Regions from separate parts of the Homo sapiens genome. Here region 2 is linked to region 1. The links are chromatin contacts, found by Hi-C or POLR2A ChIA-PET in ENCODE. All regions are on one chromosome and are shown on one strand. The core of a region is the stretch at or near the end of the contact, and the rest is flanking DNA. Distances in the headings are between cores, read along the strand shown.

Region 1 (6,133 bases), core at 1,380-3,879:
CTGTAAAATGCAGAATGGCCAGTTATCTGTCCCAACCTTCTCCAGGGCATTATCAGGAGCTCCTGAGTGACGAGCCATGTTCAGTTAGCTTCCTATGCACAGCTGTTAGCACAGTGCCTCACAAATACATACATTTTTCATATTATTAGATGATGATTACAACCCTTTGTTAAGACTTTTTAAAGAAAAGCTTTATCGTATCTCAAATGCCTAAAACCTCTTGTGTCAAGTTTGCTTTATTAATAATTTAGAGATGCTCTTTCTTTTTTTTTATTATACTTTAAGTTCTAGGGTACATGTGCACAATGTGCAGTTTTGTTACATATGTATACATGTGCCATGTTGGTGTGCTGCACCCATTAACTCGTCATTTACATTAGGTGTATCTCCTAATGCTATCCCTCCCTCCTCCCCTCACCCCACCACAGGCCCCGGTGTGTGATGTTCCCCTTCCTGTGTCCAGGTGTTCTCATTGTGGAGCCGCTCTTTCTATGTCCTGCCCAGGCAGAGGCCTTCCCAAAAGCTCTAGAGCAGTAGTTCTCAAAATGTGACCCTGGACTCGCAGCATCAGTGTCACCTGGGAGCTTGTTAGGTATGCAAATTCTCCAACCCCACCCCAGCATTACTGAATCAGCAATTCTGGGACGGGGTCCAGCAATCTGTGTTTTAACAACACTCCAGGTAATTCTGGTGCACACTGAAGTTTGAGAACCATTGATCCAGATGTATGAAAACTCATTTTCCAAGTTAACACTGAGTTCCAAAAGGTTTATATCAAAGTACTCCTTTTGTTGAATCTTCCTCTGTATGTCAAATTACCTGTTTACAATCCTCCGGGGGTCCCCTCTTGCCTTCATGACAAAAAACAAATTGCTTAGCTTGGTCTACAGAGAACTTACAAGCCAGCCCCTACCCAGCCCCGCCTCCCTACCGCATACACCATGCTCCACACCCACAGTGCACATTGCCCACTTTGTGTTATGCATATGCTGGGTCCTTTCCCTGGAATATAATACTTTTTCCCTCCTTTGCCTGGTAGACCTCTCTCCTTGAAGACAAAGTGTTGATATCAACTCCACCTTCAAGTCTCTCAAGCAGAACTAGATGCTGTTTCTTCAATGTTTCCACATCTTCTTGTTCACATGTGTCTAAGGTACCCATTGAATTATTTTATAATTTCTATGGCCATATCTTCTAGGATAAACAAAATTCATGTCAGAGGCTGCATCTTTTTGGTCTTTAGTAGTTCCAGGGTTAAGCTTAATGTCCGACCCTATCAGATCTTTGCCATGTTTATTAAATAATTGCTCAATGCCAATTTCACATTCACAGGAAAAAAATCCAGACATGTATACATTCTACACTAAGACAAATACAAACTAAGGTTAAGAAGAGAGTTCATATAATTAAATCCTTGTTACATGGTGCTAAAAGCCTATGTGAACAGAGATTTAACAGTAGAAAAAGCAAGTGCTTCCAAATCTGAAAATGTGAGCCTCAATTTCACTGCTTGTGGCTGTTTAAACTTGAGCAAGTGAGTCGCTGGGCCTCAGTTTCCTCATCTGTAGAATGGAATGGAATAATATCTGCCCTGTTTACCTCACAACTGGTGGTTGTGATAACATGAGATGCTGTGTGCCATAAAATAGATTATTAATGTATCATGTCCTGTCTGTCTACAGCTTGATCTTATTATCATCAGATATTAAACATTACCTAAAACACTAAAGTACAGTGAAATAAAAAGGTTTCATTCCATTCACTAAACATATGGGGCACTGGGATAGAAGAAAGAAAGAAGGGAAAAAAGTTCACCAGTTGAGCAACACTCCTTTGAATTTAACATAGCAGAGGGGTCTCAATGCAAGAAAATTTCCTATGGATTCTTGCTCTACAGAGTCATTGTGGGTTTTTTCTGTCCACCTCTCCACTCCCACCCTCCAAACATCCACCAAGCGCTGATTTCTGAAGGTGAAAGCAACAAGGAGGGCTTTATATTGTGTTTTCCTTTCCCACCTCCCTTTACATATTCTTTCTTTCCATGCTGCCCCTTTAGGAAGGCAGGGGTGGTCTGCCATTGGGCTTATCATCAGTCTCCCAAGAGCCCCGTGGTATACAATTATGCCAAGCTTCGGATTGCTTGCAGTAGAGTTGTCAGGTTACTTTCAACTCCAGGCTTTTGGCACAGGGAAGGCATTTGGCTGGACCAGGCAGGGGCTTTAACTCGCAGCCTGCTCTGCCAAGTACAGTTGATGCTTCAGGCAAGAGGAAAGGAATTTGAAGTTTACTCTGGCTCCAGAAATTCTGCTTAAGGAACATCAGCAGTTAATAAAATTTAGTCATTTTTTAAACTAAGCTTACTGCTTTTTGTGTGCTAATCTGTAATCTCCTCTTTTGGGCAATATTTCAGCCTGCTTTGACAGCCCTGTTCAGACTCCATTAATCATAGAATGTGATGACTTCCCTACTTTTCGATTTTTAAGATGCTTCAAGGGAAATCTGTCTCCCCAGACACTTGCGTACTACATTGTAAGCCATTTTTACTATGAAGAAGATTGTAAGCTCAATTACGGGCTTTACTGCGCTGATAACGAACACAGATATGAGACAAGCAGACTTGAGCTCCTGCCTCGAGGATGGTGAGCAAAGAGCCTAAGCAAAACTGAGAGGAAATGAAACACAAAGAGGAAACAGAAAGGTGAGAAAATAGAGGGTGGGAGGGCAGGCAAGTGATTCATGGGGCCACCATAAAAGGGATATGTTAAGTGACCAAAGCAAAACCTCTAGAAAGGGCTCAAATACATAAGATAGAGATCACATGGGGCTGTTCTGTCAAATATAGGGTGAGTGATGGGAAAGAAAATAACTTGTTAAGGGAAGTTTCTAAACTGAGAAAATTTTGTGAGGTTTGAATATCTGTGAGACCAGTTTCGATCTAGAACCAAGAAGTAGATCCAAGACCTCCACAAAATGTATGTCTCTTCCCTGAGGAGAATGGGTTAAAATAGCCCAGACTAGGTACAGAAATAAGGAGAAAATAGCAGTCCTGGAAGACCTAATTGGCCTATTAACTTTTTTTTTATTTTCTTTTTTCTTTCTTTCTTTCTTTCTTTTTTTTTTTTTTTTTGAGACAGGGTCTCTCTTTGTCACGCAGGTTGGAGTGCAGTGGTATGATCACTGACTGCAGGCTTGATCTCCTGGGCTCAAATGATTCTCCCACCTCAGCCTCCTGAGTAGCCAGGACTTCAGGCATGCATCACCACATCTGGCTAATTTTTGTATTTTTTGTAGAGATGGGATTTTGCCATGTTGTCCGGGCTGGTCTTGAACTGCTGAGCTCAAGCAATCTGCTTGCCTCGGCCTCCTAAAGTGCTGGGATTACAGGCATGAGCCACCAGGCCCAGTCTAAGGCCTAATAAGTTATGCTACCAAAAATAAATTATATAAGATATTGTAATTTTATCCTTATACAGTACATAGTTTCTCCCATGAGCTCTCTCCACTATGCTATTGTTTTTATCCTTCTATAGTTGGATGATGTGTGTGTTCTACCACAGAGGACACTGGAGGGTGGGGGATCTCCAAAACAAGTGAGGGGAAGCCCCCTTTTCCTTTTCCACTGGATGATGAGTTCCTGGGGCCACAGGGATTTGAACCTCTTATAGTCACTTTCAGCTCTGAGCTCTCGCTTACACTGAAATACTTGTTTTAGAGATCATGATTGATCATCACATTGTGTGGTTCAAATTCCTCATCATATTGACCTGAATATTGAATTCAGCCTTTTCTTCTGATTTTCACCATTATCAACCAACAAACCAACAAAATGAAACAATTTCTGAGGTATTTATATGAATAGAAGACCTTCTCAAAGATTGGCAATGACAAGGTACACATCACATGTAACTTAAAATTCCATGATTGATATCCCCATTCCTAAAAATATCATGGTCACTTCTCAGATGTGGACTGTAGTCTTCCACCATATTCTTTGAACTTTTCCTTCTTTTCTCTTTTTCCTACACTTCAAACTTTCTGTTGATTTCGAATGCAGAGACAGTTGATGATCTCTTCTGTTACGCTTTCTCTTACCAATCCATGCTATCAGGGGCACATCTTCTGCCACAAGAAGCAAAGTACTGCCTTGCTATATGGAAGCTCAGATCACATACATAAGCCATTCCACATTTCCAGTGACAATTTCATTTCAAATCTCACTGACGGGCTATTTATTTGGTGACTACTGTGTACTGTGTGAACATGTACATCGATGTTCATATAAAATTCCTTATAATCAAAAAACTAGAAAACCTTATACTTCAGCCAGAGGGAAATAGGTAAATTCATTATGCTTTAGTCACTCAATGGAAAATTATATTCAGTAGGGATCACAAACTTTAACTCACTTTACAACTCGTATGTACAAATAACTCTAATGGCTTCATTCAGCCTCTCAATCCTCTAGTCTTACTATACTGACTAGTGGGGAAAAGATTAACTTACTCTTCGATCGATTTAAAGATTAGTCTGCAATCATAATTTAGGTAATATTCAGTCTTCTTAAATAAAAGTGTTAAATCTCTCACATAGTTCCCCTTCCCCTGCTTTTGTCATTAGAACGGCAGTGCGGTATATCAGGACATCCCGCATGACTTTTTGGCAGCAAAAAAGAGGAAGTGCTCGCAAGCATGGTAATGGCCTCCTCCTCTGGTCTCTGGAGTAAACCCCAAACTGCTCTGTCTTGCTAGCATCCACTGATGCAGGATACCACTACTTTAGCTCAATCTCATCTCTTGGCTCGGTGATCCTGAGCCTCCTTGACTAAATAGGCCTCGAGGCTTTGACTCAGCTTCTGATGGCCAACTACCCCTATGCAGTTGCCACAGACCCCATTCAGCCCTGGCCTACAGCCTGCCCATGGCTTTGCTGCCAAATTACCTTGACCCACCATTACAAACCCTATTACAGACTTGACGGCTTTTAACTCAGTATGAACACCTTAGGAATGGAGGGGTGTCTAGAAAATGACAACCAGACCTTTTTCTGGGTCTCATAGGACCACTCAGCTTCCCCTTCCTAATCACTAGGCTGCCCCACTGTGCACAGAAGTGTCCTCCCAGGGTTCCCAAATGAGAGTTGGAGGTGGGGAGTAAAAGCTTCCTGGAGGCTGTTTGCTCCCTCAACTTGTAAAATGCACAGTAAATTGGGGCCTACATTTAATTCTTTCACTTTCTTCCTTTCCCTCTCCTCTCTGTCCCACTTCCTCTGAGACAGAGAGTGAGTTTTTATTTTGCTTCCTTTTGTCATATACATACCCCTGCACCTGCTGAGCAACAGTCTCCATGCTTTGCTGTTAAAGACGGAATGAGCATCTTCTCTACACCAAAGAGAACTCTATGGTGGAGGTCATCCAGGCTTGGCTGTAATATGCAAGAGAGGGCAGTAGCCAAAGGAACGTAGCAAAGCCTTTCTCCTGCAGCTGGGATCCTATTTACATGTCAGAAACTAAATATTATCTCAGTCTTTCTCTTGATGTTACTCTCATGCCAAGCAGGAGGATAGAGCACTATATTTAGAGGCTACTAAATATCCATGTAGTCTCCCAATACGGAATAGAAAACTTTTGAACTCTTAAATTATCTTTGTCTGCATATTTATCTTCAACAACTGCTTAGCAAGCTAAAAAATCCTCAGAAGAAAAAAAAATCCATTTGAAGGGCTTGAAAAATACAACCTTTGAGTAAGAGGAAACTTTCTGCAGTCTATAAAGTCAAATCTCAGAATGGCAGTCCCTTTAACATGTGGTCTTCTATTCTTTATGTAAATGCCACCAAAACTCACTCCTTCACAAGACAACCCACCTTGTCTAGGGACAGCTCATGTTATCGGAAAGACCTTTCCTCTATTAGGGAGAAACCAACTGAGTTTTTTCCTCTACCTGGAATATCCACCTCCTCTGGTGTCCCCTCTCAGAATTCTACCTGTTTTTCCGGACGCATGTGAAATGCCACCACTTTAGTATGTCATGTCCCCAGTCACAGTGCACCTTAGGTTTATCACTGACAATCTCCCCCACCAGACCCCAGGCCCAGGAAGGCAGACCTCTCCCTTCTTCATTGAAGTTCCTCTTGTA
Region 2 (6,070 bases), core at 1,701-4,200, 38 kb after region 1:
AAGTAGCCTTTTTAGACTGGCATCTTTCACTTACCTGTATGCATTTAAGCTTCCTCCATGTTCTTTTGTAGTTTGATAGCTAATTTCTTTTTATTGCTAAATGATATTCCATTGTATGGATCTACCACAGTTTGGTTATCCATCCATCTATTAAAGGACATCTTTATTATTTCTAGGTTTTACAATTATAAGTAAAGCTGCTATAAACATCTGCGTGCAGGTTTGTGAACATAAGCTTTCAGCTCAATTGAGTAAATACCCAGGAGTATGATTGCTGAATAGTATGATAAGATTATGTTTAGCTTTGTAAGAAACTGCCTGTCTTCCAAAGTGGCTGTACCATTTTGCATTCCCACTAGCAATCAATAAGAGTTTCTGTTGCTCTGCATCCTCACGATCATTTAGTGTTATTGGGTTTGTTTTTTAAAAGATATTAGTCACTCTAACATATGTGTAGTGATATACCATTGTTTTAATTTGCAATTCCCTAATGATGCATGATGTTAGAGCATCTTTTTATGTACTTCTTTGCATATATCCACTTTTGTAGTGTCTGGAAATTTGTATTTTTTAACGATTCTTCTGAATGATTCTGATGAAGACCAAAATTAAAGGGCCATTATTCCAGACTCATCATTTGCCACTCACCTCAACTTAGCCACTTGCCTCCAATTATAGCATCTTAGATACCAATAGGGACTCTTTCCCCTTTACCTCACTTCACAGCGAAACATTTTGGTCTTTAAATTTTCACCACTTATAATGAGCAATCTATTTGAATAGGAGGGTGATCTATTCCCAAAGGCCTAAAAGGGAGGTAAACATGAGGATGCCTATATCTGAGGATGGGCTAAAGTTTATACTTGCAGCTTATGGACTCACTAATTTTTACAATTTGATGAATTCTTACTCACTGAAGTTTGATTCTATGGGCCATGGTCATCTGGCCCACCTATCCAGGATCTCTCCATGTGAGGATAGCGGGTGCCATAGCTTTTGATTCACAATTCAGAACACATGATTTTTCTATGAAATTATAGATCTTTAATAAATGAGAATGTTTAAGTCCATTTGTAAACAGCATAGCACACAATCTAGAATAAGGCTTAAAACTCGAGTAGAAAACAGGTAGTTTCACTATAAACATCAATCGTTGGACATTGACCACTGAATCCAATGCTGTTTCTCTTTTTTCTTCTAAGAAGAAACTTTCTACTTTCCTTCATGCTTCAGATGTTTGAAATCTCAGGGCCTGTGCAACCCACAACTTCCTGGAGACATCACTTCCTACACTCTTCTCAGGAGCTTCAGAGCATTTTATTGTTTTCATAAAGAAGGGGTCCTTTACCTTCTTAACTCTCCTGATCACACAACCTGGTGCTCTGATATGTACCCAGGTCCTTCTGGAGGGGATTAGTAGTTCTGTTTGCCTCATGTTTCCTGTTTACTCTCTTTGAAAGTTCAGAACAGACAATCTTCATCATCATTATCACCTGGTTATACCATGTATACCTAAACATCTGCAGGTATCATTAACTGCCTTTTTCCTGCCCCCGAAAAAGACAGGGTTTGTATCCTTGGCAATCAAGTTCCTACTCTCTCACTTACCATCTCCCATGTTTGGCAGCTCTGGGGAGCTGTGATAATTTTCACATTAATTCCTTAAAATCACCTAGTAATTGGCCCTCCCCTAAAACCACCTCTGGGTCGTTGTTTTTATTCCAGGTTTTGACCAGTAATTCCTAAAAAAAAAAAAAACTGTTTTTAACCTCTCCAAAATTTTAAATAGGTTTACAATAGAAACATTCTATGGGTTATAATGTAGTTTCTTCACAAGGTCTTAAAGAATCCAGCAAAGGAAAGCAAGGTTATACCTACTGCCTTTCCCTAAGGAAGATAACCAATCTTCTTTCTTTTCTGTCTTCGGCCTTGGTTTATGTGGAAATCCATTTGAATGGGGACTATATTTATCTATATGATCTGTCTTATGTATTCAGTTTGGGCTCACTGTGAGAGATGTATATACACCTGTCAAATTATGACAATTGGTTATTCTTGGCTGCAATGCTGACTTAAGTGATGATCTTCCTCAAGTCTCATAGATTTCTCACCTTGTAAAAATACTAGCCTACTTAAATAGAAACACTGTGAGGATTAACTAATAGGTTGTTCTGAAAATGTCAATGTCTATAAACATTATTATTAATGAGTTAAATTATAAATATACATGTTGAAGTAAGCAAGCCCTTGATTTTAAACTCCAAAAGAATGCTAGTTTGAATAGTTTAATGTTGTTACTCCAGTATAACACTAGATTTTTAAAAATCTAAGACTACATTTTGCCCAAGACTATGGCCAATACACATCAAATTGGTTTTTTGTTGTTTTGTTTTAATTACCTTTAATATTCACATTAAAGAATTTTCTAGAATCCAAGACTAGGCAATCTTAAAGATCATCATACTTTTACCCGGAGTGGGGTTATAATTGTATAACCACTTAAAAATCTGGTCATTCAACCTCCCATTAAACTCTAGAATAGCATTCTACTTCATATGAAGACCCTTTGAAGTGTTCAGTGAAAACTAATTGTTAGAAATGTCTTTCTGTAAACTGAGATGAATTCCATTGAATTCCTAATCTTTGGTCTGTGTTCTGGAGCTAAATCTTATCAATCTTCTCCATGACAGCCTTTTAACTATTTGATGACAGTCGTCAGAGCCACACGAGTGTTTTTTTTTCTCACAGCCCCCAGATCCTTTTTTCATCCTTAATGTGACATGGTTTCCTGAACTCAGCCTTCATCCTGTTTGCCCTCTCAAGACAGGCTGCAATTTCTCATGGTACCTTTCAAGCGTGGTGCAGAGGACTGATGACAGAACCCTAGAAGTAGCCTCCGAGTGGGAACTAACACTGGGGCCCGCCTCCCTTCCTGTCCCCCTCCCACCTGCACAGGAGCCCAGCTGCAGGCAATGATAAGATGCTCTGCTTCTGGGCCCCGCTTCATTTCCTGCCTTCCAGCCAAGGGCTTCAACTGCAGACAATCAGAACTGTTCAGATCCTGGGGCCCCACTGTACATCCTTCCCCCTAAATCCCTGGGTGCCAAAGGTAGGTGCCAGTCAGCACCCACCCCCTCACCCCCAGCAACTGGAGGCCCATGTCAGCTTCAGCATAAAAATCTCCTTATGCCCAAGGGCTCCTTGTTCACCAGTAGTTCACCATCCTGACTGCACATTAGAAATCCCTGGGGGGCTTTTAAAAATATCAATACTGCTATACTACCCACAGATTCTGATAGAATTGGGCTGCTGTAGGACCCAGGCATGATACTTTTGAAAAGCTCCCGGGGAGTTCTAACGGACAGTCAGGGTTAAAATCCAGTGAGGAAACCCGGATTCCTCCTGAGGCTATGAAAATGTTTTATCTCCCCTGCCCGACTTATCACCAAGTCAGTGGTGATTTCTCAGTCATCCAGGTCATTACTGTAGGCACTTAATATCAAATATTGAATGAATAAGTAGCCTCATGTTCCTTTGAGACCCACACCCTCTGTGAATGATAAGCTGTCTGCTTCTTCAACCTCATCATTTGGTGATCTCTTGTCAATTCTCTCATATTCATCATGAACTTTGGCTTGCCATCCTTCTCCTCCATCTTTTCATCACCTGCTTGGGGACCAGCACCCACACAGACTGTGTTTCCACATCCTGGCCTCCACTTCCTTGATCTCAACTCCAGTGACCTTCATCACCACCCCACCAAAGACACCTACACCCAAGACCACACTCACACTTTGTCATCATTCAGAACATCTTCCCCTCTGAAATATTAAATCCCACTGTTCCATTCTAACCATTCTCTGTCAAGCTCTCACTCTTTTTACTCCATCTCAATCATTCTTTTTTACCCCCTGGTCAAGCTTTAAGAAAGAGTGCTTTTCACTTTTTCCAATGCTTTCACTCTTTTCGGTGCTTTCCAATGCCCATTTTGCTATCTTCCACCTACTCCTCAACTCACTTCACTCTGTCTTCTCACCTCATCTTGTCACCAAAACTCCTTCTTCTAGGGATACTTCTAAATCTTCATTTACTGGAATGCTTTACAGCATTTAGTGCTGAATATAGTCACTCTCTCTTGAAACCATGTCCTCACCCAGTTCCTGGAGCCACACTCTCCTGCCTCACCTATCATCACCTATCTCACTTATCATTACTTTTCAGTGTCCTCTGCAGGCTTCTCTTCTTCCACCAGACTCCTAAATGTTGCTGGTCCCTAAGACTCCAGTGTGGTCCCATAATGACATTTACATTTTTAAAAATCATGCCCATAGCTTCAAATACTGCTTTTAACAGGCAACTTCCCCAAATAAATATCTAGCCCAGACCCCTTTCCTGATGTATGAATTGAATTTCAGTTCAATACATATCTCCAAAAGAATATCCCACAATTCTTCTCAAATCCAGTGTATTCAAAACTGAACTCATCATCTTCTCTGATAGGAATTCTAAATCCAAAAGGGACTGCAAAGTCTATCTGGTTCAATTTTTATCCTACAGCTTCAAGAACTCTCTAAGAACACAAGCATTGCTGCCCAAGAGCTACCTTGTGGTCCATTTAACTCAATATCTTCCTGATGAGACTTTTTGGATTAATCTCTCTCCTGAATTCCCTATCTGAGCATATGACACCATCTTCACCCACTTGCCAAAGCAAAGAACTTGAGAGTCCTACTAATTTCACCTTTCTTTTAAGTCTACATCCAATCACCAAGTCCTATTACTTCTACCTCCTAAAAATCTCCCATTGTTCAAAAATATTTCTTGAGCATCTACTATCTTCCAGGTACTGTTCTAGACTCTGGACAGAGTGGTAAATAAGAAAGTGAAACTTTGCCCTCACCATCTTCGTACTCAATATCGATCAGGGTTTGATCAAAAAAGCAGAACCACTCAGAGTGATAAGAGGTTTGGCATATGGATTTGACCTTATACAATCGTGGGAGCTGGTTAACAAGTTTATGTACAGCTGTTGCTTCTTCATTTGGTGCTGGCCTGAAGTCATCAGGGTAGGCAGTCAGGAAGGAAAGATGGACAGGAAGTGGGGGAGAGCAAGGACAAGCTGGAACCCAAGAGGACAAACTGGAATGAGTGTCGGTCTCTCATCGCCTCCAAGCTTTCAATTTCAATGATGTGGGTGACCTGCCAAAGATGCTGGCACCCTTTGTCAGGAATCTAAACCCACGGCTGGCCCAGGAGTTGGACACACTGAAAGAGGAGAGCTGGCAGTGGTCACAGTAGCTGCAAGCCCAGCGGCTGCCTCATGCCAAGAAGGTGAGCCAGCAGATCCTGGACTATGCATGTGAGCTGCAGTAGCTCCTGATCCTATGCTGACTTCCTGTGACAATGTGGCTGCTGCCTCACTTCCCCCTTCCCAATCCTAACCATAGCCATCCAGGGAAAGGAATTCTGGGAAATCTGTTTTCAGTTAGCTAAGCTGACCTAGTGCAAAGCCACTCCCTGCATCGTCTCTCCCCTGAATCATGTGGCTCTACCTGCTGGTAATTGGTCCCACTCTAATCAGTCTTTCCCAGTGTCTTCAGGAGATGGTTCTAACACGCAACTCTGATCATGGTGCTGCCCATGATCAAATTCTCCACCACCTGTCCATCAGCAACAGCATGAAATCTAAACTCCTTTGCTCAATGCATTAAAATTAGATATATCTGTAAGAGACAGAAAACTCAAAATAACAGTTGTTTAAACAAAACAGAAATTTCTTTCTCTCTTGGGTAGAAATCTGGGTAGTGATTTATGGCTGCAAAGTTTTTCATGGCTTCAGGAACCCAGGATCTTTCTATCTTGTTTTGTATAGCCAACACTATTTGCTTTCCAGAATTTAGATGGAAATGGGGACAAAGACAAAGACGAGTAGAGAGAGAGAAAGAGGGAGAGATGCTGTCTTGCTGTCTGTCTTTAAGGGCAGACTCCCTGGAGCTGCTATGTGACACTTCCCTTTACAGAATTTAGTCAACTGGCCATGCCTACATTCAAGGGAGCTTGGGAAATGTAG

The links. Hi-C counts contacts between places; a loop is a spot of excess contacts on that map. ChIA-PET counts read pairs that join two places held with the same protein, here RNA polymerase II (POLR2A). Pooled maps may share reads with other maps.
Region 2: a loop to region 1 is called in a map of B cell, with 4 times the contacts of the local background. The contact joins two enhancer-like sites. A Hi-C loop is called at or near these places in 9 of 168 maps with a recorded cell type or tissue (B cell, CD14-positive monocyte, CD4-positive, alpha-beta T cell and 5 more), 1 of 37 single-sample maps with no recorded cell type and 10 of 50 pooled maps. POLR2A ChIA-PET finds 5 or more read pairs at or near these places in 4 of 52 experiments (OCI-LY7, T-cell, WTC11 and 1 more).

The regions. Positions count from the first base shown.
Region 1 is chr1:108,039,227-108,045,359 of GRCh38, forward strand. No RefSeq gene overlaps it. Among named protein-coding and RNA genes, the nearest start is that of LINC02785, 22 kb to the right of the region's middle. Within about 2 kb of position 2,630, at least 4 of the 41 ENCODE cell types and tissues checked have a DNase peak (open chromatin) inside an H3K27ac peak, as active enhancers do; they include B cell and natural killer cell, where a contact is called at or near this core.
Region 2 is chr1:108,076,886-108,082,955 of GRCh38, forward strand. No RefSeq gene overlaps it. Among named protein-coding and RNA genes, the nearest start is that of LINC02785, 15 kb to the left of the region's middle. Within about 2 kb of position 2,951, at least 6 of the 41 ENCODE cell types and tissues checked have a DNase peak (open chromatin) inside an H3K27ac peak, as active enhancers do; they include B cell and natural killer cell, where a contact is called at or near this core.